Linked DNA regions of Homo sapiens: all the other regions are linked to region 2. A link is a loop called in an ENCODE intact Hi-C map of the cell type or tissue named here. Cell type or tissue: CD14-positive monocyte. All regions are shown on one strand. Each heading gives the region's core, and the rest is flanking DNA. Links, peaks and the distances in the headings are about the cores only.

Region 1 (11,127 bases), core at 3,120-8,119, 110 kb before region 2:
CCACTCTCCCACTCTAGAACCCACCCCTGAGCTGTTGCCCCAGGAGCCAGCTGGAAGCTACTTCAGGCAGCCTGGAGTCTGCAGGGGCCAGGAGACCACTGAATGAAGCAGCAGCAGATGGCCTGCAGGGGGCATGTCAGAGGTGTCCTTCAGGGTCTCCAGGGGTAACAGGGGGCACTAGCCTCAAGGGAAGCTTCCCACTGAGAGCCGGGCCGTGTGTTGTGGGTGGTGAGGCTGTTAGGACAGAGGAAGACTCAGAGCCATCCAAATTTGAACATGAATTTTGATCTGATCCATGTTTAAATCTACTGACCAGGCGAACTTTAGGTTATTAGTTCACATTTGTTGAAATAATTAATTTTTAACTAAAATATCTGTGAGAATTAGAGATATTTTGAAGGCAAAATTGTCCTCTCTGTTTGGAAAGATACCATTCTTAAATTAGAGAGGCCTGTCTGATCCAGCCGGCCTTCAGTGTGCAGTGGTCGCCCCCGCAATTATCTGCAGCGTCCCAACTCCTTCTCAGCTTTCTTGCCTCTGTGCGTATGCCCACGGCTTCCCTCTTCCTGGAAACCCCACTCCGCCCACCCTCTGACCTGGAAAATTCCTATTCATATTTTAAGACTAAAACTAATTCCTTTTAAAAACACTTCTTGCCCTTTCCTGTACACAGATGGAGTTTTCATTTCTTCCCTGTGCGCCCAAAATATACTGTGTCTACTTCTGGATAGCACTCACTGGGTAGCATTGTAAGTCCAAGCTCATGGGACACTCCACGGTGGGCTTTTAGAGGTAAGAGTCAGGCTTTCCTGGGTTGTACTCTTAGCCCTGAGCACAATGTGGAGTACCCAGCAGCACTGCATGAAGGGGGCATACATGAGTGGTTCTTTCTCCATAAGATGCAAGGGTAGTGGCACTGAGTGAATGAGATGAAGTTCTCATCTTATGTGTATGCGTCTAACAGGAACTTTTTGGAAGTGAAAGGGAGGACAAAGTCAGAGCAAAGGGTGCAGATGGAGCAGCACAAGGGTATGGGAGGTTCTGGAGCCTCTGCCACCTCCATCCCACTTGAAAATGTCTAACAGACGACACATTATTGTATGTGCTGTTCACTAATAAAATGGCATTTGAAAAATTCTATACTTTGGATTTTCTTGCAGCTAGTCTCAATTCATGAGGTTTTGGTAATTTGAATCTGATAGTTATTGAGCAGTTAATTTCTCAGCACTACTGAAACAAGCCTTAGTAAGAGAAAGGAAACGGGAAAGTAGACGCTCTCTTTCTTCTTCCATCTATTAACACCCTTTCAGTAACATGATAAAAACAGATCCACAGAAGCAGAGGAGGCTGGAGCCATCAGCGGCCATGGTCACAGAAACCCCCTAGCTTTTTGCTGAGCCACGTGGACAGTGTGTACTGAAGCTAAAGACAGCCTGCCCTTCCCTTGTCTAGGATTAACCGCGAGAACAACAGCTCACAGTCAACTCAGCTTCGTCCTTTCTAATGCATTTCATACTGGAGCTAATGCTATGGGTGTCCAGCCAAGATCTCCTTAACTGACCAGTGTGCCTGTGTCCCAGCTGCTGTGGCTCAGACTGTCCCTGTCTCTGCAGCTGCTGGAAGCCTCTTGACTTGAAGCTGTTCCTCTCTCTCTCCTTCCCACCCTCTGAGTGTGTCTGACCCACAGGGATCCTCCCTCATGCTCCCACTCTTGTTACTTCAGTCTCACTTTTCCTTTTCCATTCACCTTTTTTTTTTTTTTGTCCAACAATCATAAAACACAGAAAGGGCAGTGATTCCAGCTGTGTGTTAACGTTGCGTGGGAAGTTGTTTCTAGTACACATTCCCAGGCCCCACCCAGAACTCCTGGACCAGCGAATCCCCTGGTGGGCTCTGATGCAGGCAGCCTTGCCTTGATCTGCACATGTTCACCTGGCATCTGCTGTCCTGGGCATGAGTACCCATTCCTGCTGCTCCCCCTGGGTGACCTCGGTTGAGTTGCCTAATTTCCCTACGCTGCCATTTTCCCATCTATAAAATGGATGCCACTCACCTAACAATATGGTTGTGAGGATTAAATCCAGTAATCAGGAAAGCATGAGATCTGGTTAGAAAGTTTATTCGTCAGATTATGAGAGAGACCAGACAGCAGTGAATTAAATAAGAAGAAAGTTAATTTCCATCCCCGGGCAGAGAAGGTAGACACATCAGATCTGGGATGTCATCAGTGACCTTGGCTCTTTGTAACTCTCTGGTCTGATATTACCAACATTACTTCATAGTCCCCAATAGTTTCTAGAACTCCAGCAATCACATTCAGGCTCCAAACAGGAAGAAGGAGGAGAAAAAGAAGGGCACACCACCTCCTTGTCAAGGAAGTGTCCTGAAGTTCCCATATCACTCTGCTACTCATATGGCAGAGAGCAGAGCTTATTCATATAGACACATCCAGCTATCAAGCAGGCTGAGAAACGTCTTTTACTCTAAGAGACAATATTCTGGAGGAAAATGGGTGTTCCATCACTAAGGAAGGAGAGAATAGTTATAGGGACAACTATCAGTGTCTACCACAGAAAAGGAGCTTTGATGCCAGCCTTCTTGGATTCAAATCCCAGCTCCACCAGCTACTAGCTTTGGGAAAGTTACTCAACAATCTTGCCTCGGTTTTCTTATCTGTAAGTAGTAAGAATAATGCTACAGGCCTCAGAAGGTTATTATAACGATTGGATACTCCATTATAAATTGTTTGGTGTACAGTGGGTGCTCAATAAGTGTAAGCCATTACTATCACCTTTTTGAATTTCCATCTCCATTGTGTGCCATATCCATTGCTAATATCTGAGAATCCAAAGAAAATAAGACAGTCTTAAGGTGATTTCGCCCCCATTTGAATCTAGTGCCACAATCCTCCCTGTTGTACTTGAGGTTCCCTCCGTCTGAGTCACTTCAGTGCTTTCTGCCTAGATGATGGGACATGACCTTCAGAAGGCTGCTACTCATTCCTGAGTCCCTTGAGGGCCTCAAGTGTTCTAGCTAATGAATACTTAAGTCACTCAATGTTTACTGACTGAGTGCAGAGGAGCCTGGCTCCAGTGGAATCAGGAGATGGGAGTGGAAGGGTATGAAGCCCAGCTGAAATAGGCTCAGCGGGACCATGCGCTAATGAAGTGGGTCCCATGCCAGGGCAGAGGGGGACTGTGAGAGGAGGGGACACTGAAACACAGGGCTTGGGGTGGCTTTCTTTGCTGGCTTTGCTCTCTTGCTTGTGGCAGCCCCTAGACGACTGATTAGAACAGGAAGGAGGTGTTGCTGCTTAGCTGATTGATAGACGGATTTTTTCTTCTGCAGGCCGATTGTGTGTGCTGACATGCACCAGGCATGAAGGGCCCTGTTCTAGCCAGGAGAGGGCCATGCTCTGCAGTTCTGATCCTCAACACCCCACCCATTCTGGGTTGGTGGTGTGTGTCTGGTCTACAGGGAGCCCTCATGTCTTAGGGGGCAGATGATGGCCCATGCACACAAGTGGAACAGAGAGCTCATCACCCAGTTGCGTTCCACCTGGAAAAACACTTTCATTTTCTGTCTCTGTCTAAGGGTAAACTACTGAACATAGCAGGAGAAGTTTTTCGTAAGGTAGCTCCTTGCATTTGGAGTCTAAACTTTCAGGTTTAGGAAGGAGAGCTGGAACTGCTCACTTGGCCCCTGTCTGGTCATGAGACATTTGGAGTGGCTTATCACTTTTTGATCAGTTTTTCATTTATGAAAAGAGAGTAACAATATATTCTGTTGGCTTTGCACTTTTTTTTTTTAGGGAAAAAAACCTGAAAAGTAGAAGAGAAACCTTACTTTTTAGTTTAGTAGGAGAGAGGATTAGTTACATTTCCAGAAGTTAGTGCTGTGGATTTTCTTGGTTTAGCTACTTGTAAGAGCAAGTGAACCATCGTACTTGTATGTTTAATGACTTCCTACTTCTCTGATATCAAATCAACCTTTCCCTGCCTCTCATAGATTTTCCCCTCCTTCATCAATGCTCAGGGGAGTCGCCCCTTCCATCAGAAGCCCCAGTATTCGAAATGGGGATAGCTGAGAACTTGGCACGTCTATTCTATTCTGAGTATGAAATACGTGGCAAATTGTGTTTGTGTAGATACATTTCTGGATACGGATGTTGTGGCACAGGGAAGGTAATAAATGATGTGACCTTTACCCCAAAGTAGTTTAGAAAATAGTCAGAGAGACAAGACACACATCCATAGAGAACCTTAACAAAAAGAAGGACCTGTCAAGAGAGTGGGGTATTTAACTGTCAGGGAAGAGTAGTCAGGTCTGCCCACCTCTCTGGACTGATTGAGAGGATCGCATGAAGATCAAGAGGTTGTGTATATGAGGCACTTTGTAAACTGTAAAGCCCTATGCCCATATTGTAGTTTACTCTTGGTTAAGGAAGGCTTCACAAAGGAGGGTGGGGGTGGGTCCAAGCCTGACTTTGAAGCACAGGTGGATAAAACATGAGGAAGGGCATGGTCAGGAGAGATGCAGGCTCTGCTCACATTACATTTGGGAGTTTGGTATCTGTGGCTCCATTTTACAGGTAAAGACACTGGGAATCCAAGTGTGAGCAGTTTGTCAAAAGATACAGTGAGAGACAGAGCAGGTCTACAGCGCTTTCCATGTAGTTTGTGAGAACCTAATGTGAGGTTCAAGCTCAAAGTCACAGACCTAGGTCAACCAGCTCCAAGTCTAAAATTTATATTCTGAAATTGCTTCCTTCAGTGCAGGGTTAGGAAAGGGAGAGTATAAAGAAATGAGGCCAGGAAGACTGATCTCAAAGTGCTCTACAGAAGGCTTTGGGGTGGGTGGGGAGCCTGGGTGCTAGCGGACTAGACTGATTAACTGGGTGGCTGATTTCCAGCCTTGTTGCTAAAAAGATTTTAGAGAAGCACAAAGGACCCAAAGCAGCAAGATAAAATTAAGTTAAAAGAAGTGAAGAAATAAGGCAAAGAGAAGATAAAAATAGGAGTGAAAGATGAATCCAGAAGTGAGGCTATTGCATAAAATGCATAATGTAATTTCCTGTGCATTTGCTGGAGATGGACCACACATTTGGCTCTGCACAGCACGAACAGGGAAACAAAATCAGTCCTACGATCTGCAGCATCCATAAGGGGAAGAAAGGACCCTGGAGAAGATTCCCCTCTTAGGGTAGAGCTGGATTGAGAGCGTTTCTGTCTCTTGAAGTGAAAGAACCCCTGATAAAGACCTGGATTTGGCCACAGGAAGGGCAGGGGAAGGAGTCTACTATCCCGCTGTTATGACAGCATTTTCCAGGTTGCTTAGTGGCAGGGATGGGTTGAGGGGTGAAATAGGAGCTGTGGCAGCACCTCAGAGACCACAGGTGGCCTACAGAGTCAGTGAACCCAAGCAGAGAAGCCATCAGATAATTAACAAGCTGCCTAGTTCTCCAAGCTGGAGACAGACAGCTGGCCAGGGCTGCAGGAGAATCTCAGTGCCCCTGGAGAGGTTATTCCCGGCAGGGCCCGGCAGGGGCTAGTCTAGCTTGCAGCCCCATGTGGGAGCCTTCCGGGCTCTGCTCTCAGAAACTGCCCCATCCTGGAGGGCCCAGAGCCAAGGGGCTGCCTGCTCTGCAATACACATTCCTGGGTAGTTACTTGTTCATGGAGACACGTTGCATGAGAGGAGGCCTTGCCAAGGAGCCGGAGCCAGGGAAAATGGGGGCCCCACCCAGAAGCTAAGGCAAACAAATCAGGAGCAATTTAGGACCTACACCTGCAAAATATGAACTGTTAAAGTGTTTTGTGATCAGAAAAACATGATTTTACTGCCTGCCTTTAATTCCATCTTGGAAGCTCTCTGAATGTAATGCTGAGATTTAATGTAGAAGACAAAGAGGAAGAAATAATTATTCTCTTCTCTCTACTGTTTTCCTACTTTCTATGTTGTATGCACAGACAGACACAGACACCACACACACACACACACACACACATTTTAAGTGGTAATAGTGTCCTCTGGAAGCAGCCCAGGGTGCAAGGGTTCATAGAAAGCATCCCCGAGAAAATCTCCACTGCTGTGTTTGAGGGTCCCTGGGGAAGTCGATTGTGCATCTTCCCAAGGAGCTGTAGCTTCTTCTCATTCTTCCCCTGTGTCGGCAGCTTCCCCTCAGCCATTGCCAAAAGCACTTAGCTCCTGACAGCGCCTGCCGGGGTTTCACACAATCTGAGTCATCCTTTACAAGCCTGCATGCACTCAGTGGTCCTCAAAGCCCTGGTTAAATTTGAGCCTGGGGATTCTGGAAGCATAATGCAGGTTTCAGGGCATGACGCTCCCTGCTCTGTGGGGGCCAGGATCCAGGAGGAAGCCAGAAGAGGCTGGGTTCTGGAATTCTCCTTCTTGTCATCGGAAGCTTGCAGTGCTGTGCTGGGGCCATTTGACCTATTAGTGCTGCAGGTGATAGGATTTTTATTCCAGATATTCAGCCACACACTGGGAAGGACCTGGTTGTGCTCAGGGAGCCATTGTTGGTCAAAAGAAGGTAGCGGGATCCTGTGTGTTTTTTAACATTTTTGCACAATATATATGTCTTCAGCTGAATAAATTCTCAGCAAAAGCAAAAGCTGAATATTTGGGGCAAGAGTTCATTTCCATTTAGCAAGTGGAGATTTAGGACCTGGTATGTCGTCATAGCCCTGATTATTCTCAGGCCAAAGGAGATTAGGTCGTCCAGCCTATCTCCAGTTTCCTGGAGCAGGAAGGAGAAGTGAGAAGAGAGAGATAAACAGGGATGAAGGAGGGACGTCTGGATGGCTCTCCCCTGCCATCATACAGAGATCCCTAACTCAACAAACGCAAAGTGCATTTACCGTCTTTATCCCCCAAATTGCTTCTTCCTTATGATTCCTCCCAGTCCCCAAGCCCATAAGCCAGTCACCTGGTCTGGCCAAGCCCACTCTCACCTGCAATTACTGCCACCTAGCAGGTTTCCTGGCCTCCATCTCCCTCCCCTTTCCCAACCTTCCCCTCACCCTCAGCAACAGTCACATTTGGCTGGGATCTTAGAGAAAGCCATAGTCATCTTTGACTGTGATGCTTCCAGTGTTTTCTTCTTACCCTAAAGCCTTAACAGACCCTCACAGGCTACAGAAGGAGAGCTGGCACTGCTCACTCCCAGACCTGTCTCTCCCTCTCAACCTGGGACCCTGAAAGCCTCAGGTTTAGTGGGTTACCTCCAGTTTCTCACTCTCTCTCACCTCTGAATCTTTGCACACACACAATTCCTTCTGCCTGAATCACCTTCCTCTTTCTTATTTGACTAACTCAAGTTCACTCTCAAGGTTTCAACTTAAATATCTACTAATTATCCCACTGTCAATGAGTTGGCCCTCCTCCCTGCTTCTCCAGGAGCTGCTACTCTGACTGCATCTTGGAAGTGCAAGTTTTCTTGGCAGTCATTCCTGAGCTCTGTGAGGGCAGGGGCCATGTTTATACTGTTCTGGTGGATTTCTAGAATTTAGTACAGAACCAAGGACACAAGAGGTACTTTATAAATATTTCCAGAATGAATGAGGGAGTAGATTAAGCATAGTGTTGTTAAGTCTCTGTCAATCATGGTAACATCCAGGTGTTAGGAAAAGAACATGAGCCCCGGAATCAGACCAAATTTTACTTGAATCCTGGGTCCAGTAGTGGCATGGTGTGTTAGAATTCTCCAGAGAAACAGAACCAATAGTAGAGATAGACAGATAATAGAGAGATAGATGGATAGATAGATGGAAGATAGAAAAAAAGAAATAGGATATATACAGAGATCTGTTTATCTATTGATGATGTATAGATAGATAGGTAGATCAATTGATTGAGAGAGACTGAGATTGAGATTTATTTCAAGGAATTGGCTCACACATGATTGAGGGCTGGTAATTCCAAAATCCACAGGCCAGGCCCAGCAGGCTGGAGACCCAGGGAAGGGCTGGGCTTGCAGCTGGAGGCCAAACGTGATCTGCCACAGAATCCCCTCTTCCTCTGGGGCTTCTGTGTCTTGTTCTATTCAAGTTTTCCACTGATTGGATGAGGGCCAATCACATTACGGAGGGACATCTGCATTACTTGAAATCTATTCATTTAAGTGTTACTTGCATCTCAAAAGTACCTTCCCAGAAACGCCTAGACTAGTGTTTGACCAAATCTGGGTACCGTGGCCTAGCCAACCTAACATAGAATTAGCCCTCACATGAAGTGATCTAGGTAAGTTATTTAAGATCTCCTAGCCTCTGTTCACTTCACATTGATGCGATAATGCCCGCCTCATGGGGCGGTGACAAGGATTAAAACAGACAGCATGTCTGATAAACAGCTGTGACATTGCTGGCTCATGGTAGACAGTCTCACCTTCTTACCTCGCTCTCATTCCAACCATGCTCCTCCCCAAAAGGAGGGCCACGTGGTAGCAGAGCTTCGGAGTGTGGGACATTTTCTGCTCCTTCTACACCCTTCTTAGTGGAGGGGATACTCCTGAAGGAGAAGGACCCTCTTTTCCCTGTTCCTGGAGGCTGGCTGCATGCAGCCCATTCATTCTATTTCCACAGTCACGGAAAAGAGGGCTCAAGGAATGAAAATCTGCTGAGGTCAAAGCCCCATATAGACTACTGAATAGAAGTAGGGGTAAAACCCAGACTGGAATTGAATTCTGTGTTCCTTGTAGATTTTATATCCCCCTCACCCCGCCCAGCCTCTGGGTTCCACAGGAGCTCTGGAATCACAGAAAGTCAGCAAACAAGATTCTATTTCTACCAAGGATCCACTGAGCTCCTTCTCCCTGTCCACAGACATTGCAAATGGATGTGCATACAGACCTCCCTGTTTGGCTTTTGTTCTAATTTCCTTGAAATAGTTAGAGATGATTTTGTGTGATTAACAAAGTTTATTTCTTTGGTAAAGGCAAGACCCATAGACCTCCTACTATTTTAAGCAAAATTAGCTTTCTTTCTTTGTAAAAAAGAAAGATAAAATATTGCCTATCATGTGTGTGGCCTGAACACAACCTTCAAAACATCTTAAAGGTTATCCATCAAGTTTCTTAAAAGGAAATATATTGGTCTTAATTATTCTTATCTTATTATATAATATGCTGTGGATTTATTTTTTAACCTATAATCTTATGCCAAAAGAGGCCATTTAGGTTTATTTTTATTTGTAGAGTGAAACAGAAACAAAATATACGGGCCTATGTTTGCTGTTTTAAATTCTACTCTCTATTACTTTTCCTTTCAACTTGGAAAGGAATTTTGTGCTACAGGACGTTTGGCCCAGGGTCAGCGGCGCTCCCTGCAGGCCGGTGGGGATGGCCTGAGAGAATTCTGGGCCAGCAGGCGGCCATATATTTCTTCCATAATCCTGTATGCGCGGGCAAAGTATCAGGCAAAGGTATAAATAAAACGTTCTGACTCCACATATGGTATTTTGGGTTTACAAATCCTTCATAAACTTTTTCCATTCCTATCAGCAGTTTTATTCATTATGGGACATCCAGCAACTCTCCTTTCGGGATTATTTGAGAAGCAGTAAAGGCTTCCTGTGAAAGGAGCACGTTAGCTGTAAGATTTGTGCAAAGATCGAGTGCCTGGCGGGGAGTAATCCCTAGACTGCGGATCTCAAATGTTTGGTGGGGTTTCCCCTACTGCTGGCTTTCATGTTCTCAGGGCATCATTACTGCGGTGGTGCAGCCGTAATGATGGGAAAGTGCCTGCTTTCTCTTTTCCCCCAGGGCCCCAGGGTCATATCTATGGGCTGGCAGACATGTTTTCTCCTTTCTCTTTCCTGTTTGCATTCACCTTGTGATTTTACTGATTTGGGGGTTCAGAGTGGGAAATCAGGCCAAAAATATATACATTCGAGATTTAAAAACTGAGTTATATCCAGCTTCCCCTTGCAATTTGAAATTATACTCCTCTTTCCATCTCTGTGTAAGTATGGGTTTTGACCAGTTTACGGAAAAAGTATATATTGGATCAAAAAGAGGCAATAGTTGGGTGTGACCTGGGAGCCAAAGTATCTAGACACATCTTAATGGGTGGCCTCATTCGTAAGAACAAAGAGAAAGATCCCTTGCTGACTGAGTAGAGGAGAAACAGACATCCTCTGGAGCTGAGGCTGGCAGGGGACGCTACAGCGAGCCGGCCAGTATGAGTTCACAGCCCAGGTCACACACCCTCCCCTCTGCTTGGCAGCAAGCACTATGCCTGGCACAAGTTATTAAGTGTTGTTCAATGTTTTGGATAAATTAAGAGGGGCAAGTGCCAGACTAGATGGTGCCACATTTTTAACTCTGTCCTCTTCCAAACTGTAATCATCTTGGTTCCACCTGCTAATTACCATTCGAATGTATCCCTTCCACTACAATGGCATTGCCTCGCCTCTGATCCTTGGCTTCTACAGCTATTTACTATTACTCCAGATTGGGGTCCTCAGCTGCAGTCAGACCACCAGATAGATCTGTGAGTCCTCAGAGAAAGATCTACCTGTTAGCTAATAAACTAATAAACTTCAGCTCAGGGCCTCACTTGCACGGTCCCTTACAAGAGCTGGGGGAAGACCTTGCAATGTGTTCACATGGTCATATATTTTTGTAAAATGTATTAAAAGTGAGCTATATTTAGCCATAATTGGTTAAGACTGCTTCCCCTTTCTGTTTCGACTTCCCCTCTGTGCACCTACTGTTAGGGTGTCAGCGTCGTCACCAGCACTTTGGGGCCCCAGCTAAAAGGAAGTTGAGTTGCGAATATATTTAGTTTGGGTTCAGTAGGGGATATTTTTGTGGTTGGTAGTTGTTTCTGAATGCAGTTAAGTTATTACTAGTCATCCTGGTGTAGGAACGGCTTCTAGGAATACTCCTACGGCCCCCTGCACTGACGCACCCAGCCTCGTGACAGGAAGTGGAGGGTCAAACGTCATCTGGTGATATGAATTTGTCCTGCAGCATCTGACACCAGACGTTTATGCAGAATCAAGGAGAAGCAAAGTTTGAAATATACAAAGCAGGAAGCTGGTCTCTGGAAAATTCTTCCAAAGTCAGATATGTAAAATCGTAAGCAGAGGACTTTGTTTTCAATG
Region 2 (11,127 bases), core at 3,374-8,373:
TTGAAGCATCTTCTACCTTTTCCACTAAACCAACCCACAGTCGAACCCTGTGGACCTGTCCTCTGAAATCTACCGTCTTCTCTCCACATCTACAGCTGCTGTTGCAGTCCAGGCCACCAGTATCTGTCACCCAGGTCACTGCACTTGCCTCCCTACAGACTTTCTTGTATTCGTTCTCTGTCTTCAGCTCCTTTGCTGCAGAACATAGTAGTCTGTTAAAACTGAAATTTGAATGCGTTATTCCCAGCCAAATTTCTGCTTCACGCCCTTCTTTAGCCTTGTTCTTAGATCAAGGTTGCCGCCATGATCTGTGCTGTGAGGCCTGGCCCTTCCTGCTGTCCGTTTCACATTGAATCCTCCCTTTTGCATTTCAGCCGTGCTGGCCTCCAGCTCCTAGCAACCAGGGAGACTTGATGAAGCAACGGTTTATTTTTCTTTCTGCATATACTTTAATATTTATAACCGGGAGAGAAGAATTCAAAACTTCCTTTTCCTTCCTAAGGGCATGAAGAGGTTTAGTGGGTTCTTATTTTCCATGGGCTTTTGGAGAGTTTCACATAAAATGTCAAAAACAAGCCCAAATATATTATTATGACTTGAACTAGGCCCAGACAACTTTGGTATTTCCAGTAGGACTGAAATTATTAAACCAATAGCCATTCCCTTAGCATGTGTGAACTTCCATTTCTAGGCCAAAGTCTAGCTAGAAAAGTGCTGACATTTTGAAACGTTATGTAGCAGAAGAGGGCAGTGGAATGTTTTGTAACCTCAAAAGATGTTTAGTTTGGGATTCAATGCCAGGTGTCATGGTAAGTTAGACAGGTGACAGTGAGGTATCCAAGGTGGATACATAACTCACAGGGTGACCAGGAGCTCAAAAGCAGCATTGGAAGTGAGGTCCCAGGCTCTTGAGCATGAATCTGTTTTATGGTAATTTCTAGGTGACAGCCCAGCAAAGCCCTCCTCCTCTGTCTCCACTATTATTCTGATACTTCCACTCTGGTCATTGCTGGGGAGTGCTCAGAGATAAGCCAAGAAGAGGACAAGGACTGTAATTGTAATAGAGGGATGCTGAGAACACCTGTCAGAGGGCACCCAGCTACACACAAAAACCTCTATACTCTGATAGCTGCCCAGGATGAGAAGTCCTGGTTCTTATGGTGCATATAGGTGTCTTCTGGAATATATAGCCAATACTGCAGTTTTCCCATCTCTGCCACTTCCTGAGTGGCAAGTTGTTGGAGACATGGCAGGGTGGTTGGCATGTGTGATGCTGTGTAGCTGGGCTCTCAGTAATTCCTTCTTTGTCTTCATCTAAACTTCACAGGCAAAAGTGAACAAGCTGTTGGACTTGTTACTGTTTTCAATTTTGGTCAATTTATTTCAACCATCGAAGCCTTAAAGCTTGGAGCATTCCTGCTAATACCAATATCCCTTGGCCTTATATTGTCATGGGAATTTTATGGAGATTTTTGGAGGTTAAGGGAGATCTTCTAAGACCCTCTGGATCAGGTTAGTCCCCTCTGCTATGCCCTTCATGGCACTTGCTTTTTCTCCATTTACAAAATTTACCCCACCTATAATAATTGGTTTACTATCCTCATCCCTGCCAGACTGGAAGTGCCTTGTGGATGCAGGAATCTTGCTTATCTTATTCACTGTGGTTTCCCCTATGTTGGACCTATAGTAAGTGCTAAATAAGTTTTTTTTTTTTTCTTAAAGAATGGATGAATGAAAGTAATCCAAAACCAGAGAATATGTCATAAAATGAAACTCCCAAAATATTAGTGTGGAATCTAAAAAGATAAAAAGTTTACTGCTGCATTTCAACTAGGGCAAGTTTTAGTACCTTCTGACACTAATCTAATAATAAGAATGTAGAATAATTCAAAAATAATTGATAAGCTGAACTTCATTAAGTTTAAAAACTTCTGCTCTGTGGAAGACACTGACAAGACAATGAAAAGACAAGCCAAAGACTGGGAGGAAATATTTGCAAGAGACTTATCTGATAAGGGATTGTTATCCAAAACATACCAAAAACTCCTAAAACTCAACAATAAGAAAACAAACGACCAGATTTAAAAATGTGCCGAACGCTTTAACAAAGAAGATGTACAGATGGCAAATAAGCATATGAAAAGATTTTCCACACTATATGTAATACAAATTAAAACAACAATGAGATTCCACTGCATGTCTATTCAAATGGCCAAAATTCAGAACGTTGACAATACCAAATGCTGGCAAGGCGGTAAAACAACAGGAACTCTCTTTCATTGCTGACGGGATTTTGAAATGGTATAGCCACTTTGGAAGACAGTTTGGCAGTTTCTTATAAAACTAAAGCTACTCTTACTATATGATCCAGCAATCCTTGGAATTAACCCAAAGGAGTTTAAAACTCATGATCATGTACAAACTCACATATGGGTGCAGGTTTGGAGTTATTCATAATTGTCAAAATGTGGAAGCAATCAAGATGTCTGTTGGGGTGAATGGATAAATAAAACTGTGGTACATCCAGACAACAGAATATTATTCATCACAAAAGGAAGAGCTACCCAGCCATGAGAGGACATAGAGGAAACTTAAACCTATATTATTAAGTGAAAGAAGCCAATTGGAAAGGGCTACATACTGTATGATTCCAACTATATGACATTCTGGTAAAGGAAAACCAGTGGTTGTCAGGGGTTTGAGGGGAAGGAGGAAAAAATAGGAGGTACACAGAAAATTTTTAGGGCAGTGAGGTATGACACTACAATGGTGGATACGTGTCCTTATACACTTGTCCAAACCCATAGAATGTGTAACACCAAGAGTGAACCCTGATGTAAACTATGGTCTCTGGGTGAGAATGATGTGTCAATGCAGCAGGTAGATCAATTGTAACAAGTGTACCATTCTGGTAGGGCAGCTGTCCCCAACTTTTTTGGCACCAGGGACCAGTTTGTGGGGGAGAGAATTTTTCCACAGACAGGTGGTTTGGGGGATGGTTTTGGGGTGAAACTGTTCCATCTCAGATCATCAGACATTAGATTCTGATAAAGAGTGTGCAACCTTGATCCCTCACATGTGCAATTCACAATAGGGTTCACTCCTATGAGAATCTAATGCCAGTGCTGATCTGGCAGGAAGTGGAGCTCAGGCAGTGATGCTGGCTGGCCCACTGCTCACCTCCTGCTGTGCAGTCCAGTTCCTAACAGGCCACAGACTGGTACCGGTCTTCTGTGGCCTGAGGGTTGCGGACCCCTGTGATAGGGGATGTTGATAATAGTGGAGTCTACACATATGTAGGGGCAGCAGCGACATGAGAAACTCTTTACTTTCCTCTGAATTTTGCTGTGAATGTACAACTGCTTTTAAAAAGTTAAGTCTTAAAAAACAAAACAAAATAAAAAACAAGCAAACGAAAAAGCCAGCTAACATGTAGAGAATGCTAACTGTGTTTAGGGTGATGTTCTAGCATTTTTATATACCCTAAATTATATCATCCTCACCACAGCCTTAGGAAGTAGGGACTATTATCGCCAACTTACAGTTGAGGAAACTGAAGTTCAGAGAAGTTGGAGACTTGTGCAATTCATAAAACTGGCAAGGAGCTGGTTCACACCCAGTTGTTTTCTTAACTCTATTGTTTTAGAGAACTGAAAGCAGATGCTAAGATAAAGGAAGCAATGGGAGAAATATGTTCTGGGGCCTGCTCTGTCCAAGGCCCTGAGAGGGACCCAGAAGCCATTGTATGAAATTCTATCCCAACCTTGAAGGAGTTACCAGGAGTTGAGCAGCATTTAAAAAGCACAATAAAAACGCAGAGCAATAACACAGTGTCAATGCAGTAGGTAGAGCAATTGGTCGGGAGACCAAGCAAGACTAATTGTGATATGAATTGTCCTCATGCTAAATACCAGGGTGCAGAGAATGGAGGGAGAGTCAGCTGAGACCTGGGACAGCCCAGCAAGGTTTCATGGAAAGCAACTGACCTGAACTTAGCCCAGAAAAATGGGCACAGGGGATGTGAGTGGATGGCTGGAGGGGATGTAAGAATTATGAGGGATGATGTGAGCAAATAAGTCATGTTGAAATTTTTCTTAAGTGGATTCAAAATAACCAACAAAATATTGTCCTTAAGCCCAGATTTTTATCCACCTCTGAAAAAAATGTGAGATTTTTGGTCGTTTAGTAGCTTTTTCCCCAACATTTGTTTCTCCAGCTATAAAAATGAAGATATCACTTTCCATATTCCTCCCCCATAGAGACGTTGAAAGGGTTAAAGTATTCTGTAAAGCTTTGAGGGCCTCCTTAAAGAAGTTATGCAAAACAAAATTATAATCATCATTTTTTTTTGTTGGTTTTTATTATCTTTATTGTAAAACTGCCCCAGGGGAAGCATCACTTTTAGTGTGGTCACAGTCTGCTCAAACACTTAACCATCTCATTGTGACCCACCTGACTGGAAAGGCGCAGCAGATCCTTGGCCTCCACACACCCTTCTTCCCGCAATCCCTACTGTTTCAGAGGCTTTCCAGAGGCCAAGGCCGGAGCCTGGGGCTGGGACTAACTCATAAATAGGTTTATTTTTCATTTGGCACATACAATGTAATAAAAAATGAATTCCTTACTGGTATTTAAATATTGGTAAATTTCAGATAAAAATCTAGAATTCTGGCTTCCCTTCTGTAGAAGATCTGACATCCGTGGGCCTGCAGGTTGCACCTGCCACAGCAGGAATCAGCCAGTTCACTGGACGTGTGCTCACCCCTTGACTATACCCCATGTGGCCTTCATCCTCATGGCGGGTAACTGCCAGTCCTGAGAAAGATCCATCAGCTTCTTTCAGCTACATCTGTCTATTTTCCAGCCAAAACGCTGACTGGTCTACATTGAGCTGCCTATAATGGCTACACCAGTGAGTAGGGTGCTAGGGCTGGGCCAAGCAGAAAAGAGGTGGCAGGACTAGTTGAGTCGATGGAGACTGAGCCAGAGGGAGAAGGAAGGGATTTGACTTCAGAGTCTGAAGCCAAAGGCCAGGTTCAGGGAGTCAGGTATCAGGCTTCTCCCAGTGGGGAATGGGAGCCAAGAGCAAAAGTTCTGGAGCCAATTCCACCAGCCCTGAGGATCTGCCAGGGCATGCCCTTTAGTGACACTGTTTATTTCTATTAGATAATTCATATTTGTACATTATAAACATTGGAGAAATTACGTACATATGTGTCCTTGCATACATATGCACCTACGCCCAGATCTAAGCCCACCACCAGCAATTGCAACATAATAGTTGTGGTTTGGGGTGGGGGGGAGTATTTTCTGAAAGCTCTGGGCATTGGGCAATGTACAGCCAGGGTTGAGAACTACTGCTCTCAGTGAGCTGATCTTCCTCGTGACACCTTATCTCCATTCATTCATCTCAGTCTGACCTCATAAACTGAACATTCTTTAAATTATTCAGTTCCTTCTACACAAAAACCCAATCTTTGGAGGCTCCTGTCTTCCTCTTTCAGTTTCCTAACGTATGTCTGGGTGGATGATGGAGGCTTACTGTGTCTCAGATCCGGGTGGTTGGGTCCTCTGGATGACATCATTTGTCCTATTGGTCATTTGCAGCTCAAGCTGGTCCCTAGTGGAACATGATTTGGCCATCCTTGATGTGATTAGGGCCTGACAGCCTGCCTGGCTGACTTAGCCCCAGTCTGGCTCATGCAAGTGCCATGCACCTGTCAGAACCAATGTGACACTGTCCAGCTGTCCCCTCTGGCCCAGGATATCAACCTAGAGGAGTCTGCTATGCTGGATACCACCCCAACACAAGGGCCTTGAAGCAGTCCCACTGGCCTTTGAGTACCCCTCAGGGCCTATGCCAATCTGTCCATAACATGATAAATAATCTTGGCTCTCTGGGCACTACCATGTTGGATTGCTAGTTTACATTGATGGAGCCTTGACTGGTGGGTGTGGAGGCAGCCTTCAAGAGGGTCACCTCCTATAGTTTTATTAAATTGTAATGAATATACTCTGCCTTCTGTTTTCCCCAGAATCACTACCCCTCCCTCTGGTTGTCTGCCCCTGCCTTTTTCTCCGTTTCTTCTACCAGATATTGTGTGGCTAGAAGAGGCAAATTTACCTCTACTTCCCTTCTGCATCCATTGGGATTCCCATGTTGTATCTTGTCCCCTTGGCAGATGGGAACTTTGCAGATAAGGAGACCTAACTCAGGAAGAATTTATGATTGTCCTCATTACAAATTAACTTCCACAAATTCTTCTTTCACATGTTCTTGGCTATTCTTATCCACTTACTCTTCCAGTTGCAGAATCTAGAAGACTTACAATTCTGGAGTACAGTTCTTTCTGTTAGACCTGTTACCCTTTGAGGCAACAGGTAGTCACTTAGAGTGGCCCAATTCTGTAAGATAAACTCCACTGTGACAGTATTGGGGACATCTGTAAGAGCTCCTTGAATGTCATAGCTGCTATAAAAGAATCTCATATTTGGCTTAGAAGAAAAGGATATGATAGTCACCAGAGCTGTTCAAGATGTTCTGGCTTTCTGTCTTTCTGGATGGAAGAAATCACATCTTCACCTGCTGGGAATTAGCTGTGGTCATGAGACTTGCTTTGGCCAAGGAGATACAAAGGCTGATTCTGGCCAGCCATTAGGAGCCACTTTGAGCTTCACCATTGCCTTGGTGTACCCTTCCAATATCTTAGGCAATGTTCCAGGTGGAGGCTGCTCTACCAGCTGGGATCCTGGCTGGGATCCTGGATGGAGAACATCACTCAGCAGAACTCCGCATGACCCTCAGTAGACGGGTGGCATGAGTGAGAAATAAACCTTAGTCTTTTGAAGCTTCTGAGATTTGATATAGTTTGTTACAGCTGAGCCTATCCTGAATGAAGAGAAGAATAAGAAGCATGGCATTTGGTATTTGTGCATATGCAACCAGGAACAAGTACCACAGCCTTCACCCAACTCAATCCTTTTTTAAAAATTTACTGTCCCTCTTTTAAAATTATTTTATACATATTAAAAACAGATAAGTCCAAATTCACTCTTTTTTTTTTTTTTTTTTTGAGATAAGGTCTCACTCTGTTGCCCAGGCTGGAGTGCAGTGGTGCAAGCATGGCTTACTGCAGCCATGAACTCCTGGGCTCAAGTGGTTCTCCTACCTCAGGCTCCTAAGTAGCTGGGACTACAGGTGTGCACCACCGTGTCTGGCTAACTTTTTAAATTTTTAGTAGAGACAAGGTCTCCCTATATTACCCAGACTGGTCTGAAATTCCTGAGCTCAAGTGATCTTCCTGCCTCACACCTATAATCCCAGCACTTTGGGACGCCTCCCAAAGTGCTGGGATTATAGATGTGAGCTACTGTGCCCAGCCTTCAAAATCACTCTTAACAGAAAATTGAACTCTTTTGCATTGTTGATGGAAATGTCATTGGTACAGCCATTAAGGAAAACAGTATGGAGTTTCCTTCAAAAATTAAAAAATAGAACTACCATATGATCCAACCATCCTACTTCTGAATATATGTCCGAAGAAATGAAATCAGTATTTCAATTCATGTTCATTGCAGCATTATTCATAACAGCCAAGATATAGAAACAACCTAAGTGTCCATTTACAGATAAATGGATAAAGAAAACATGATATGTATATATATATATATGTGTGTATACATATGTATACATATGTATGCACATATATATACATATATACATATATATGCACATATATACATATATACATATATATGCACATATATACATACATATATACATATATATGCACATATATATACACACACACACACACACATATATATATGATGGAATATTATTCAACCATAAAAAGAAATAGCCTGCTATTGGTTGACATCACGGACAAACATGGAGAGCATGATACTGAGTGAAGTCAGTGAGACATGGAAAGACTGCATGATCTCACTCATATGTGGAAAAGACAGTAGAAATAGAGAGTAGAATGGTGGTTGCCAGGGGCTAGTGGTGAGGACAATGGAGAGGTGTTGGTCAACAGGTACAAAGTTTCAGTTATAAGATGAATAAGTTCTGGAAGTCTAATGGTGGCTATAATTAATAATACTGTATATTTAGCTGAAGTTTGAAAGATTTGAAGTGTCCTCAAGACACACGCACACACACACACAAAGGGTAACTGTGGGTGGTGATGGACATGTTAATTAACTTGATTGTGGTAATCATTACACTATACATAGGTATCGCAAATCATCATGTTATAACCTTGAATACATATGATTTTTAGTTGTTGGTTAAACATTTTAAAATAAAAAAAAAACCAAAATCACTCATCAATTGAAGAAATAGTCTAAAACAAGGACTGTGGAAAATGAACAACTGCCACAGAGAAAGCGATGCTCTGCGCCCTCCCCTCCTGCTCCGTGCTTGCCTCCACACTTCCTAAGAAACACGGAGCAAGGAGTGCTCCAGGCACAGACGCAGCTTCCCCTGGCCAGCACCCATCAAGATCCTGTCCAGCCTCTCGCCCTGCCCTCTCAGACCCTCTTGACCATTGTAGGGAAAAGCCTGAGGGAATCTTAGTCATTCTGTTTTTGGAATGTGGAATTGAGAGCTAGCTGATCCCAAGCACGCAGCCCTCTGCGCCTTCTCACTGGGGCCTCACGTTGTTTTCTAGCCAAACAGCGCACAGGGATTTTTAAGCCCCCCTCCTCTATCACAAAGCTTGCGATTCCTTTAAAGAACTGCAAAGCAAAGCATCTTTCCAGTTAAAAAGCCCAAACTGAAATGTGATGGCATCTAAATGTCTTTAACTATCCCCAATTATTAGCCCTTTTCATGCCAGGCACTCCTATCTGCCTCTATGCCTAGAAAGAAGCTGCCTGCTACTTCATCCCCAGGTTTCTTTTCTTTTTCTTTTTCTTTCTTTCTTTTTTTTTGAGTCAGAGTCTTGCTCTGTTGCCCAGGCTGGAGAGCAGTGGTGCGATCTCGGCTCACTGCAAGCTCCGCCTCCCGGGTTCATGCCATTCTCCTGCCTCAGCCTCCCAAGTAGCTGGGACTACAGGCACCTGCCACCACACCCGGCTAACTTTTTTGTATTTTTTAGTAGAGATGGGGTTTCACTGTGTTAGCCAGAATGGTCTTGATCTCCTGACCTCGTGATCCGCCCACCTCGGCCTCCCAACAGTTTTCTTATTTTTAAGGGATTTATCTTTTGGTCACTCTATATTATTAGATTGGTGCGAAAGTTATTGTGATTTTTGCCATTAAAAGTAATGTACTTTTGTACCAACCTAAAATAAATATTATTTATTTATTCCAAACTTACTTAAAAGAGGACTCAAGGAGGACAAGAAAGATGTGTTTGTATTTCAGATAAAAAAGGAAATATATGAGGCTGGGCACAGTGGCTTGTGCCTGTATTCCCAGCATGTTGGGAGTCTGAGGTGGGAGGATTACTTGAGCTTAGGAGTTTGAGACCAGCCTGGGCAATATAGGGAGACCTCATCTCTACAAAAAGTAAAAAAAAAAAAAAAAAAAAAAAATTTCTTTTAAACTCTTAAGCCCAGGGGTACATGTGCATGTTTGTTACATAGGTAAATGTGTGTCATGGAGGTTTGTTGTACAGATTATTTCATCACCGAGGTATTAAGTCTAGTACCCATTAATTATTTTTCTCATCCTCTCCCACCTCCCACCCCCAACTCTCCAATAGGCCCCAGTATGTGTTGTTCCCCTTTATCAGCCATGTGTTCTTATCATTCAGTTCCCACTTATAAGTGAGAACAAGCGGTAGTTGGTTTTCTCTTCCTGTGTTAGTTTGCTAAGGGTAACTTCTTCCAGCTCCATTCATGTCCCTGTAAAAGACAAGATCTTGTTCAAAAAGTACAAAAATTAGCTGGGTGTGGTCGCACGTGCCTGTAGTCCCAGCTACTCAGGAGGCTGAGGTGGGAGGATCACTTGAGTCCAGGAGCTCAGAGCTGCAGTGAGCCCTTATGGCGCCACTGCACTTTAGCCTGGGCCACAGAGCAAGACCTTGTCAAAAGTAAGGAAGAAAGGAAGGAAGGAGGGAAGGAAGGAATGAAGGAAGGAAGGAAGGGAATATATGAAAGGCTGAGCAAAGTAGCCCTCAGCCAGAATGAAAAAGTGACATGAATGTACACCATGAAATCTTTTCCTCTTGCTGGATGTGGGCCAAAACTTGATTTTCCTAAAAATGTCTTTAAAGTGTCATAGTAGCCATAGAATTAAATAAAATTAGTTCAGGAAAAGAACAACTATTTCTTATAGTGAGACTAAAGACAATTTCCCCAGGGCTCCTCATAGAAAGGAGACAGAATAAAAAAATGACAGTAGGCCGCGTGCAGTGGCTCATGCTGGCCTGTAATCCCAGCACTTTGGGAGGCCAAGGCAGGCGGATCACCTGAGGTCAGGATTTCGAGCCCAGCCTGGCCAACATGGTGAAACCCTGTCACTACTAAAAAAATACACAAAAATTAGCTGGGTGTAGTGGTGTGCACCTCTAATCCCAGCTACCCGGAAGGCTGAGGCAGGACAATTGCTTGAACCCAGGAGAAGGAGGTTGCAGTGAGCCAAGATCGTGCCACTGCACTCCAGCCTGGGTGACAGAGTGAGATTCCGTCTCAAAAAAAAAAAAAGACAGTATCCTTTTTCTATACATGTGACAGATTTCACAGAGTGGACACTTATATTTCTCTTAATATAGAATGATATCACCTGTGATTTCACTCTGGTAAAACACTGTGGATAGTATGCCTATCCAGGAACTCAACTCCCAAATCAGCTGGCTCGATGCAACAATGAAATTCGAAGTACCTGTAAGGGAGAGATTAGCCCTCCATGAATTCCTGTTTATGTGGCCAAGCTTCTGAAAGGCGTAGGGCAACAATGGATATGCAAGTATCCCTGTTAACTAAACATGAACTACAGATATATGTGGCTAGTGAAGTGCAGAGCCGTATGTTCTTCGTAGCCAGCCTGCTTCATACGAACAATACAATGGGATTGGGGTGAGGGGCAGTTCATGAAAGAAATCTAACTGACTGGTTAAAAACAAGCAAACAAAAAAAAAAACGAAGTCTTTCTTAGTGCTGGTGGTCACATAAGCT
Region 3 (11,127 bases), core at 4,172-9,171, 92 kb before region 2:
ACTCTTCCTAAAGGTAATCTTTGGCCAGCTATAAAGCAACTTCAACATGACACTGTGATTTCGGTTCAAGAAGTAGATTAGCTAAAAGGTGTTTTCTCATCCCTATTAAGTGATTGTTCAGACTATGTCTTGGTCATTGCATTCCCACAGGATGATATTTAATTAAGAAAATTGCTTGTGCCTGGAGGGCAAAGCCTCACACAGTGCCCTTCATTACAGGGTGAGGGGGGTGTTCAAAGCCTCCAGAGGATGGAATCTTCCATGCCCTGGAGTTTAAACCCTTTACAGTAATTTCTCAACAGTTATGAACAGGAAGTTCTAAAGATCCAACCATTGGCCGGGTGTGGTGCCTCATGCCAGTAATCCCAGCACTTTGGGAGGCTGAGGCAGGCAGATCACTTGAAGTCAGGAGTCCGAGACCAGCCCGGCCAACATGGCGAAACCCCGTCTCTACTAAAAATAAAAAAATTAGCCGGGTGTGGTTGTGCATGCTCGTAATCTTAGCTACTTGGAAGCCTGAAGCAGGAGAATGGCTTGAACCCAGGAGGCAGAGGTTGCAGTGAGCTGAGACTGTGCCACTGCACTCCATCCTGGGTAACAGAGCAAGACTACGTCTAAAAAAAAAAAGATCTAACAGTCCCAATTCCTTCTGGGAAATCTTTAAATACATGCATACACACCAGTGAAGATATCAGATAGAACAGATAGAATTGAATGGTGGCAAAAGCGGGGAATGTGCACAGAAGTAGGTCTTTGGGGATGGAAGTCACTGTAAGTGGAGCTACCTGTGGAAATGATGTGTAGACAATTGAAATGGGGGCTGGAGTTTCCATTCCGGGAAAGTGAGAGAAATGAGGAGAATAGTTTTAACAGCTCTTGCTTTGCCAGGTAGGGGAAACTACATACAGAGTGAAGTAAATAGTGGATGTCGAGATATTTAGACGATCTCCAGGGCTGTGGGCAAGGCATGAGCTGCAGGAGGGAGAGCTGGGGCAGCTTGTGTTCTTCTGCATGCTCTCTGGGGAAATCAGTCTCTAATGGTGCTGATTGGCAGCACATGGCCTCCCAGACAAACAATACTAAATGCTCAGTCTTTGCAGAATCTGAGTGAAAAGTTGGTCTGGGCCGTGTCTGCCCTGACAGGTTGGACAGGCAGCTCATGTGTTTGAGTACTAGGTCCATGCTCGCTGGTCATCACTCGGGTCGTGTCAGTGGTTAATTATTCTGTAGCCTTCTCTTTTGATTTACAGTTTGTAATCCCATCCCATGCACAAGCTAGTGAGAGCATAGTTGGGGATCCCAAGGAGTCACAAACAGGGGGTGCTTTTGTTGGGTTCCAATAAAAACGTGTGTCCTCCACCAGAACAGTGTTATACAAAGTACATGGCAGACTCACACCAGGAGAGATAATGAGAGAAAAACAGAGTCATAGGGAAGGGAGATCCAATTTTATCTGTTAGGAGCGCAGCTACAAGCCACCCTCAGACTTCCTCCATCCCTAATTCAACAAGTGTTGAGTTGTGCATCTTGTGTGGAGTCAGACATGAGCCTTCTCTTCAGAGAATGAAGGCTGCTTTATGTGGCCAACATGATAAAGAAAAGAGGTGTTTGGAGAGTCGGGGGCTCCCTCCCACAGGAACCAGTGGTCAGCACAGCCCCTGTCCTTGTCACTGGAATCCCTACTCCTTCTTCAACACACTTCCAAATCCTACATGCCACTCCAAGTCCAGGTCAAGTCCCATTTTTCAATGAAGTCATCCTAGTCCCCTGTCTGGGTGGTGCCCTGTTCATCTCTGTGCCCTGTTTACTCACAATCCCTGAAGCTTTACTGATGTTCCCTTGCACTCATATTCTCCTTTTTTCAGATGTGTGACTGGTCTCCTCCAAGTACACGGTTATATCCTCCATGACTAGGATTGCATCTGCGATGCTTGGTGTCTCCACAATGCCAGGTATAAAACCTTCATTAACTGACTTTTCAACAGGGCTCTGAGCCTCCTGAACCCTCATGTCACTCCATGTGGCCACACTGGATAGCTCTGGGGTGAATTTTTATCTGAGTAAGAAAACGTACTGCTGGGCTCTGGAGGCAGCAAAAAGGGGTAGATCAGGGATACAACAGAAAGGAGATCTTGAGAGGCATTCTTGAATTCTTGATGGGGGGAGGGGGTTGTTTGCGATGGTGCCTTCAGGGAAGGACTCTTATCTGTGTGCCCTGTGCATTCGGAGAACTCTAAGTCTGTAGCAGAGCAAATCAAGCTGACCTTTTGGCTTTAGGTTCATTTGTCCAGACAACATGAGGCATCCTGGAATTTCCATCTTCCCTCCTGGGAGCTTTCTTTTCCCCCATCTGCTACATCTTACCCAAATGGGGCTGCAGATCAGCAACAGTTGATCAGATCAGCATCAGTTGGTTTTAGACCACATCCTCCCTGCCCTCTTTCTCTCTCTTGTACAGACAAGAACCCAGGGTGTCCCAATGAGAGATGCTATTATTGGATATCACACCATAATTTAAATTAAACTCTACATAAAGTATACATTTTTATGAAATGAGATTAGTCCATTCTCATGTCTAGGATCACTTTAGATCAGTGATCCCCATGATCTGTATTCAATGTCACTGCATTTGAAATTTATTATTTTATGTAATTTTTATTGTACTTTAACTCCACCAACTTTCAACACTAGGATTGTCCTGCCCAGCAATGTGTACCAAGAGGGGGTATGCTGTGAAAAGGAAGGGAGAGCAGAGAAGTTATGCAAGAAATTGCAAGTAGCTGACTGTATTATTAACTGCCTTGAGTGCCACTGAGAGGTCAAATAAAATGGCCAAGAAAATAAATCTTGGATTTGGAGTATGGATGTAGTAGTCGGTTTGGACAAGGGCAGGATCAGAGATGTCTCTGGGGAGAAAACTAGACTGGAATTCTTTGAAGTGTGAATTGGAGGAGACAAAGTAGACATGTGCAGACGTCTTTCATGAACAGTTGGCTCTGAAAGCTACATGGGCTAGTAGGGTTTTTGCTTTGCTTTGCACCCTTTTCTCCTAACCCAACTCTCCCACAATATTGCCAGACTTACTCAATTTCTTCTCCTCTCGCTCAGGTCCTTGTCCATTTCTCCCCAGTATCTGGCTGTTCCTAATGCTGAGGATTTTTGTTCTTCAGATCACATCAATCTCTGAGCTTCTCTATGTGTATTCTCTTCCAAATATGATCACTATACTCCATCCTGGCATTACACTCATCAGAGTGATCTGCTAAGCCAAAAAAGGCCCCATCCTTAAAATCAGGAAAATCCAGAGGAAGTTTCAAAATTAGCTATTTTTTTTTAAATATTTCCAATCAAATGCAAACACTTTGTCAGGTCTACACCTCTATTTTCCTCCATAAGCAGGAGAAAAGAGCAGAGAATTTGATTCTCCTTCTATCTAGCAGATGCCCAAGGGCTGTATGTTTGTGTTTGTGAAGGAGAGAGAAAAAGAGAGAGAGAGAGAGAGAGACAGGAGGGAGAGGAGAAGAATGAAAATGCGCAGGCTAGAAAGAGAGAAGGGAGAATCAGGCAAAGACACCTCCTCCTTACTCTGGGCTCTGTCTGCATCTTCAACAGGCTTATGTGGAAACATCTTGCATCTTCAAATTCCATTCTAGGCTTGAAAGATACTGGGCAGGATATAACAGCTATTGTGTGTTTTTTCTTACATGTTTGTTCTAATAGATTTTCCATGAATCTTAGGGTTTTCTGGATGTATAATCATAAATAATGTGATTTGTTTCTTCTTCCTTCCCAGAGTAATTATTGAACTTCCATTCATTGTATAATTTGCATAGCTAGGACTTCAGAACAATGTTAAATAAAATAAAAAAGAAGGGACATCCTTCTCTTGATTCTAAATTCTCATATTTTAGCATGAATTATGACATTGGCTATTTAGTATCCATATTCTTTCTCATATTATAGAAACAAACATTCACTTATTCCTAGTAGAGTTTTTGTTGTTTTTTTTCAACGTGGAGAATGGGTGTTGCTTTTTCAGGACCTATTATAATGCTAATATGCTTTTTTTCTTTGAACCTACTGTGATAAATTATGAATGGAATTTCTAACTCTAAATCATTCTTGCATCCTCACAATAAATTGAACTTGCACACAAATATTTGTTTGTTGCTTGTTTGACTAACTGGGTTTTGTTTAAGAGCTTTAAAGCTTATGTAAGACATTAATTGTTCATGTTTACAAAGGACTGTTTATGTTTTCTTTCCTCTATTACATTGTCAAATTTTGATGTAACAGCTACACTAAAATGAAGTAGATTGCTTCTCATAATTTTCTAAGTACTGGATTATATTAGCTAGGTTAACACTACCTAGTTGCTATAACAAACAACCCCCAAATCTCAAAGGCTTAACCCAATATGTTTATTTTTAAATGATGACACAGTTATATGTGGGTTAGGGGCAGTGGTATGCTAGGGCTGGTTCATCCTGGATCATGAGAACTGATTATGTGCATCCATTCCAAACTGTGTTCAGTGACATCACGTTGGTTGCCTAAAAGCAGCCTTAGTAGGAGTATGCATTACAGAAATTAACAAATGTTACCAGTTAGAGCCTCCCCCCACACCTCAAATGGGTCACTAAATGTTTACCAGCACATCACCACTTGGGTGGCTCTTCTGCACATCTCTCCCTGAGGTGAGGACTCAGGGATCATGGCTCATTCCATCACATGGCTCTGCCCTCTCAGGGTCCTTCACTGTGAGCTGCGAGGAAGAAAAGAGAGAGCATGAAAGGTTCTACAGGACCTTTTATAGGTCAGCCTGAAAGCAGCATTCTTCATCCATTGGCGAGAACTTGTCACATGGGCTCCCTTAGATGCAAGAAACATGAAAAATGCCACCCTTCTTTGTATACATCTCTTTAGGACATTTTAATTCTGTCCCACTGCTCTATGTTGGCACCAGAACTAAATTTTCTCATCATAATACTTCATATTTTGCAGATCAATTTCTCCCTTCTTCATTCCCGCTCCAATAGTTTATTTGCTATCTTTGCCTATTTGTTCTCCCAGATTGATTTTATAATTCATTTGTCAAATTCAAGAAAAATATTCCATTTGTAGTTTATTTAAATTGCATTAAGTTTATAGATTTGGGGGATAAGATAGACTAGCTGATCTATATATTACCCCAATAGGTTAACTCTAATATTAAATAACTCCTTAATTCCTGGAATTAAATCTCTTAGATTATGTTGTATTATTCTTTTAATATACTGTTGAAATTGAGTGGATATAATGTGATTTAGACTTTTTACATGTAATTGACAAATGCATTTGGCTTCTAGTTTCAGTCTCTCTCTCTCTTCCCTTGACCTCTTTTATTTCATTGTCAGATTTTACTACTAGCTTAAGAAAATTAATTGAGAATTGACCCATCCTTTTCTATGCATTATAGGAACTCAGATGGCCTGAAAATTAAGTTCCTTTAAACCATCTGACACTGTTTTCCAACTTTTAAAATGTATTGCATAGTTTTTGGCTTATTTCTTTTTCTTCTTTCTGAATCAATTCTTTTAGTAATCATAGTCTTAAAAATAATTTCTTCAATTGATATTTTCCAAATTATTAGCAGAAAATTGATGACAGAATTATGCCAGGGTAGAGGGGTGGGAAATGGACTAGGAAGGGGGCACTTTTAAATTAAAAAAAAAGTTTTTATTTTGATTGTGGTGGTGTTTATGTGGTGTATATATTTGTCAGAACTCATTGAAATTTGCACTTGAAATCAATGCATTTTATTGTAAACAAACTATCAATAAAGTTGATTTATTTTAAAAAGCCTTTTTAATATTTGGTTATTTTCAATGTGTTAGTCACATGTAAAATATAGTTGTGTGTTTTAGCCTTTTGTGGTCACAGTGAGAAGGCTTTCTTCTTTCATTTGATAAGAAACAGCTGTGACTAATTAGCTTTTCTCAACCACCAACTATATAATGTATATATGCAATTGATATATAGTCAACTAGGGTGACCAACTATCCTGGTTTACCAGGGATGGAGGGATTTCCCAGGATGGAGGACTTTCAGTGTTAAAACCAGAAAGGTCTTAGGCAAATGAGGAAAGTCCCAGACAAGTCAGGATGAGTTGGTTACCCTAGGTATATAGCTGAACACACTTAGCATTTCTTGTAATATACAGTAAACGACATATTACATAGCAAGAGGAAGTAAAGAGACTTAGCATGAACATAGTCTCCACAGCAGATAGAATTTACACATTAATTTTTAAATGGTGTAAGAAAGTTTTGATAAATGATCTAATTCTGGTACTAGTTATAGACCTTGAGAACTAGGGTACCCACATTGCTAGTTTACCATGGTAGCTACCCATCATCTCTCCGTGTCCTGAGACTATGTGGGAACCTACACAATCTTCCTGGCTCTGGTCTGCTGTCATCAGAAACACCAAACACTTAAAAAAAGTGCCAAGTCACTGGACCTACGGGGTTAGTTCATTTTGAAAACGGAACTGGACTTTCTACCAAGAACCAGAAAAATGTTGAAAACATAAAACAACAAGAATCTGTGGTGTGTTTGTAAAAACCAAGCCTCTGACCCTGATCTAAACCAGACTGTTCTCCTCCTGGCTTCCTCCCTTTTTCCTTTAATTAAGCTAACTGGAAAGGCAAGGCTTTCATCAGACCAAGACGACAATCTTCCTACCCTAATCTCTAGGACAAAACAGAGAATCTGGTCTGGAATTGAATTTGAAATATTAAAGAAAAATGCCTACCAGCTTAATGTTGTCACTGTCGTATGTTTATTTTTCTTCCTTTTATGTCTGATGTCAAGGAGAAAATAATGTCATCTGCTGGAAATTTCAGCATGTTTGCATTTTGAGATAATTAAAATTAATGGTGGAGAGCCAAACTAGCACCAAACAATCCCTGTGATTCCCATGTGCGTAAAAACATTTTGTAATGACTTTCACTTAATCTGTGAGCCTGGCAGGCTGCCCCAAACCACCTAGATCCAAACTAGATTCAAGCAGCAAAGTTTGCTTTTCAAAAATAAAAATGTATATTCTGGAAGTTAGAAATTAGGGCATCGGTAAAATAGTTAGGCTCTGCAGATTGCTTTATCCATTTGGGGTTTTCCTCCAACTATGTTTCTTCCTTTTCCAGCTTGGATGGCAGGACTTCTAGTGCACATGGCAATAATGTTGCACCTCACAGCTATTGGAAAGGCAAGTCTTCCATAGGAAGGAGCAGAAATGAATTTTCCTTAAGGATCTGTAAACCCAGGAAACTCAGCTCTGAGAGATCATCTGTGAGATTCATTCAGTGAGGAAACTCAGACACAATGGTCATTTTTTGTAGGGCAGGTAGTAGTTGACAGGATGTTTGACTTTTCAATAGACTGCTTTACCAACTGTGTAACAGTCAATGTGATTCATCCATAAGAATCTCTTGCTTAATATCTTTTAGTAACCTCTCATCATCCACAGGGTAAACCCCAAACTCCTAACCCCTTGGCATGAAGCCCAAGGCTTTTCTTAAACTGGAGCATTTTTAGTTTCTAGCTTCATTTTCCTACTGACCATCCCATATATCACAGGCCATAGCTATCAAACACCTTGTAGTTTTCTGAACATATGGTGCTGTTCTGGGTACATACTCTTCCCACTATTTAGGAAACTCCTAAATCACTTCATGAATAATCTAGCACTTTACATCTGGTAGATGCTCAGTATATTTGCTGAATAAATAAATTTTAGAGCTTAACTCAAAAAACGCTTTTTCTGACTCCCTACATGAAATAAGGACTCCATTTTCTGTCTTTCCAAAATTCCTTGGATGTGCTTTAGCATGGTGGTTCACAACCAGGTGAGATTTTGCCTCCCAGGAATATCTGACAATGTCTAGAGACATTTTTGGTTGTCACACTGAGAGGGTGCTACTGGCATTTAGTGGCTAGTGGCCAGGGGTGCTGCTAACCATCTTACAATGCACAGCATAGCCTCCACAGAAAGAAATATCCAGCCCCAAATATTAATAGTTCCAAGATTGAGAAACTCTGTTAGCAGAACTCATCTTTTTAGAATAGTCATCTTGGGGGACATCTCTCTCCTTTGTTAGACAGTAAACACCTTGATGTCAGGGTCTATATCTTAATTATCTTTCCATTCCCACCTTTTAGCATAATGGCTGACATGTGGAAGATGCTCAATGAGTGTTGGATTAAAGAAAAAATTAATGATACACCATACAAGTGCTACATAGTGATAATTCTCTAAGAGATTATGAAATATAAAGATAGGGCTAGTTAACACATGTGACAATCTGAATTATAAATTCAAAGAATTTCTCAGTTTCAAGGAAATGGTATCTTTTCACTTTTTCCACTCCAAAGGGATTTCTTTCCAATGGTTCCTCACTTTGCCAGCAGTACCATGTTGAGAGGTACCTTCTGCCTTGGGAGAAGTAGCTTCTACATCACTGCACTTTTTTCAGCCTTAAAAATCACACTAAAGGTTGACATTCTATTTTCATGCCAACTCTCAAAAGCATGGTCTCATTGTAATTGGTGTCAGCTACAGCATTTCAGAATGGCCCATAAATAGTCCCTATTTGGGAGCTTTTGGAACTGCTATTTTGATACTTCCTTTATGTGTATTCGCTTGGATTCCAGCCATTTGTCAGGGAAACCATTTGAAAAGGCAATTTGAAAGCCCACCCACATGATCCCAGCACCTCTTTCTTCTTGCTGATGGTATTAGACTAAAATTGGTCTGATTTTGACTTTACCCACCCCTCTGACTAAGTAACTAGATTATGTTTAGAGTAAGAACTCAAAGAAAAATGATCTAACAGAGGAGTTTGTGTTTCACAGGATCCTTAGCAAGAACCTCCTCTTTTCGTTGCAATTCCCTCATAAAATTGTATTTTGCTTGGAAACACTGCAAGCAAATTATGGTCAGAGCTGATGTTTGTCATAATGAAAATGTGAGGGGTATGATTTTCATTTAAGGGTTGTACTTTCAGAAGTGTCCAGGACATTTAGGAAGAACCACCCTGCCTTGCTAAACATTTGAGGTGGGATTATTCTTACCAACCAAATAAAAGCATCCACAATTTTGTTTAGATTCCCATGAGAATTTCCACAGGGGTAAAATTTTTCCGTCTTTCTCTGAGAGAATTTTGCCCAATGGTCTTCTTGAAATGTGAATTATTACATTGAAAATTACACATTTGACTTAATAACATAATTTACAAAGCTTAATGAATATGTTTCACAATAGCACTTTGCTTCATTAAAAAAATTAACAAACACACTTTGGGAGGCCAAGGCAGGCAGATCACAAGGTCAGGAGATCAGGACCATCCTGGCTACCATGGTGAAATGCTGTCTCTACTAAAAATACAAAAAATTAGCTGGATGTGGTGGCACATGCCTGTAATCCCAGCTACTTGGGAGGCTGAGGCAGGAGAATCGCTTGAACCTGGGAGGTGGATGTTGCAGTGAGCTGAGATCATGCCACTGCACTCCAGCCTGAGTGTCAGAGAGAGACTCCATCTCAAAAACAAAAAACAAAACAGCAACAAAAAATTAACAAACAATTTGCTGTGGTTTGAATGTTTATCTCCTCTAAAACTTATATTGAGATTTAATTGATATGGGGTTTTTAAGAAGTGAGTAGGTCATAAGGGCTCTGTCCTCGTGAATGGATTAAAGACATTATCAGAGAAGTGGGTTAGTTATTATAAAATTGAGTTTGTTATAAAAGTGAGTTTGGCCGTATTTCCTCTCTCTGTCTTGAGTGCTGGCTTCTGCCTTTCACCCTTCTGCCACAAAATGACCCTCACGAGGTACTCATGCCATGCTATTGGACTTTCCAGCCTCAAGAACCATGAGAAATAAATTTCTTTATGAATTACCCAATGTGTGGTATTCTGTTATAGCAGCAAAATTAACTAAGGTATAAAATTGGTACCATTAGGTGGGGTTGTTGTTATAACAAATACCTGAAAATGTGGAAGCAGGTTTGGAATTGAGTAATAGATAGAAGCTAAAAGAGTCTGGAGGAACAGGCTAGAAAAAACTTGTTTTGCTGTAAGTGGAAAGTTAAAGATGATTCTGGCGAGGCTCTGAAGAAGCGAATACTAGGGAAAATCAGAATTTTCTTAGAGATTACTTAAGGGTTGTGACCAAAATGTTGATAAAAATATGAACAGTAAAGGTGGTTCTGAAGAGGTCTCAAGTGTAACTGAAGAAGAAGGTATTGGAAACTACAGCCAAAACAATCTCTGTTATAAAACAGCAAAGAGATTGGATGAACTATATCCATGTCTGATGACTTTATGGAAGATGGAGTTTAAGAGTGGCAAACTAGGATATATGATAGAAGAACTATCTAACCAGCAAAGCCTTTAGGCTGCTGCCTGGCTACTTTTAACCACTTATAATAAGATGCTAGAGGAAATGAATAATGTAGAGGCATAATTTATAGTTGAAGGGGAAGTAGAAAAGAAAAATTTGAAAAATTTGCAGCCTGGCCATGTAAAGAACAAAAAAGTATTCAAGGGTGTGTTCCACACAATCATTTGCTAAACAGATACCCAAGAACAGAAGGAGGCAGCGTGTTATTCATCATAACCATTGGAGAAAGACTGTGAAGGTATTTCAGAATTCTTTGAGGCTGCCCCTCCCATTCCAGGGTCAGAGCTCTAAGAAGGCAGAGGTTTTGGGAGACAGGTTCAGGGTGCCCTCCACGCATTTACTGCCCAGAAGTGCCTCAAGTCTTTGCTTTCTGTATCCCAGTGTAGTGCTCCTTGGCTGCCCCAGATAGTGGCAGGAAGCAGTCAAATGTCTAGGCAGATAGGGTCAGTTCCCTGGTGAAACCCAACCTTCAAGCTGAAGACAGTTTAAAGCCTGAAAACCAAGCCTGAAAACCAAGCTGTGGATTGGATAAATCCACAGACTGGATTGAGAACCTCTCTTCCTATTTGGTATGCTTTCCTCTGATTGATCCCCACCCTTCACCTGTGTTACATATACCTACCCTTCCCTAATTGGTTTTTGCACTGTCATGTCCATCTTTGAGGAGTGCCTTTTTTTAGCCCT

What was found. Hi-C counts contacts between places; a loop is a spot of excess contacts. Peaks named below come from ENCODE experiments on the same cell type or tissue, not always from the same donor. Only the 100,000 strongest peaks of a DNase experiment are listed, where the experiment ranks them.
Region 1: it touches region 2 in a loop (3-fold over the local background); 2 of 110 quality-filtered maps call a loop at or near these places.
Region 3: it touches region 2 in a loop (12-fold over the local background); 2 of 110 quality-filtered maps call a loop at or near these places.

What each region holds. Positions count from the first base shown.
Region 1 is chr7:41,881,546-41,892,672 of GRCh38, reverse strand. No RefSeq gene overlaps it. Among named protein-coding and RNA genes, the nearest start is that of INHBA, 180 kb to the right of the region's middle. RefSeq lists an enhancer at 10,685-11,127. In CD14-positive monocyte, for the core only: no CTCF peak of the experiment used is centred there; a DNase peak (open chromatin) is centred at 6,212; H3K4me3 peaks cover 692 bases.
Region 2 is chr7:41,772,603-41,783,729 of GRCh38, reverse strand. INHBA-AS1 (INHBA antisense RNA 1) reads right to left here. Exons shown (of 4, transcript NR_027118.2): 3 at 10,736-10,834; 4 at 4,352-6,889. Among named protein-coding and RNA genes, the nearest start is that of INHBA, 75 kb to the right of the region's middle. In CD14-positive monocyte, for the core only: no CTCF peak of the experiment used is centred there; DNase peaks (open chromatin) are centred at 3,609 and 5,519; H3K4me3 peaks cover 1,450 bases; H3K27ac peaks cover 3,067 bases.
Region 3 is chr7:41,865,646-41,876,772 of GRCh38, reverse strand. No RefSeq gene overlaps it. Among named protein-coding and RNA genes, the nearest start is that of INHBA, 170 kb to the right of the region's middle. RefSeq lists an enhancer at 6,099-6,148. In CD14-positive monocyte, for the core only: no CTCF peak of the experiment used is centred there; DNase peaks (open chromatin) are centred at 6,102, 6,472 and 7,492; H3K4me3 peaks cover 1,377 bases; H3K27ac peaks cover 2,324 bases.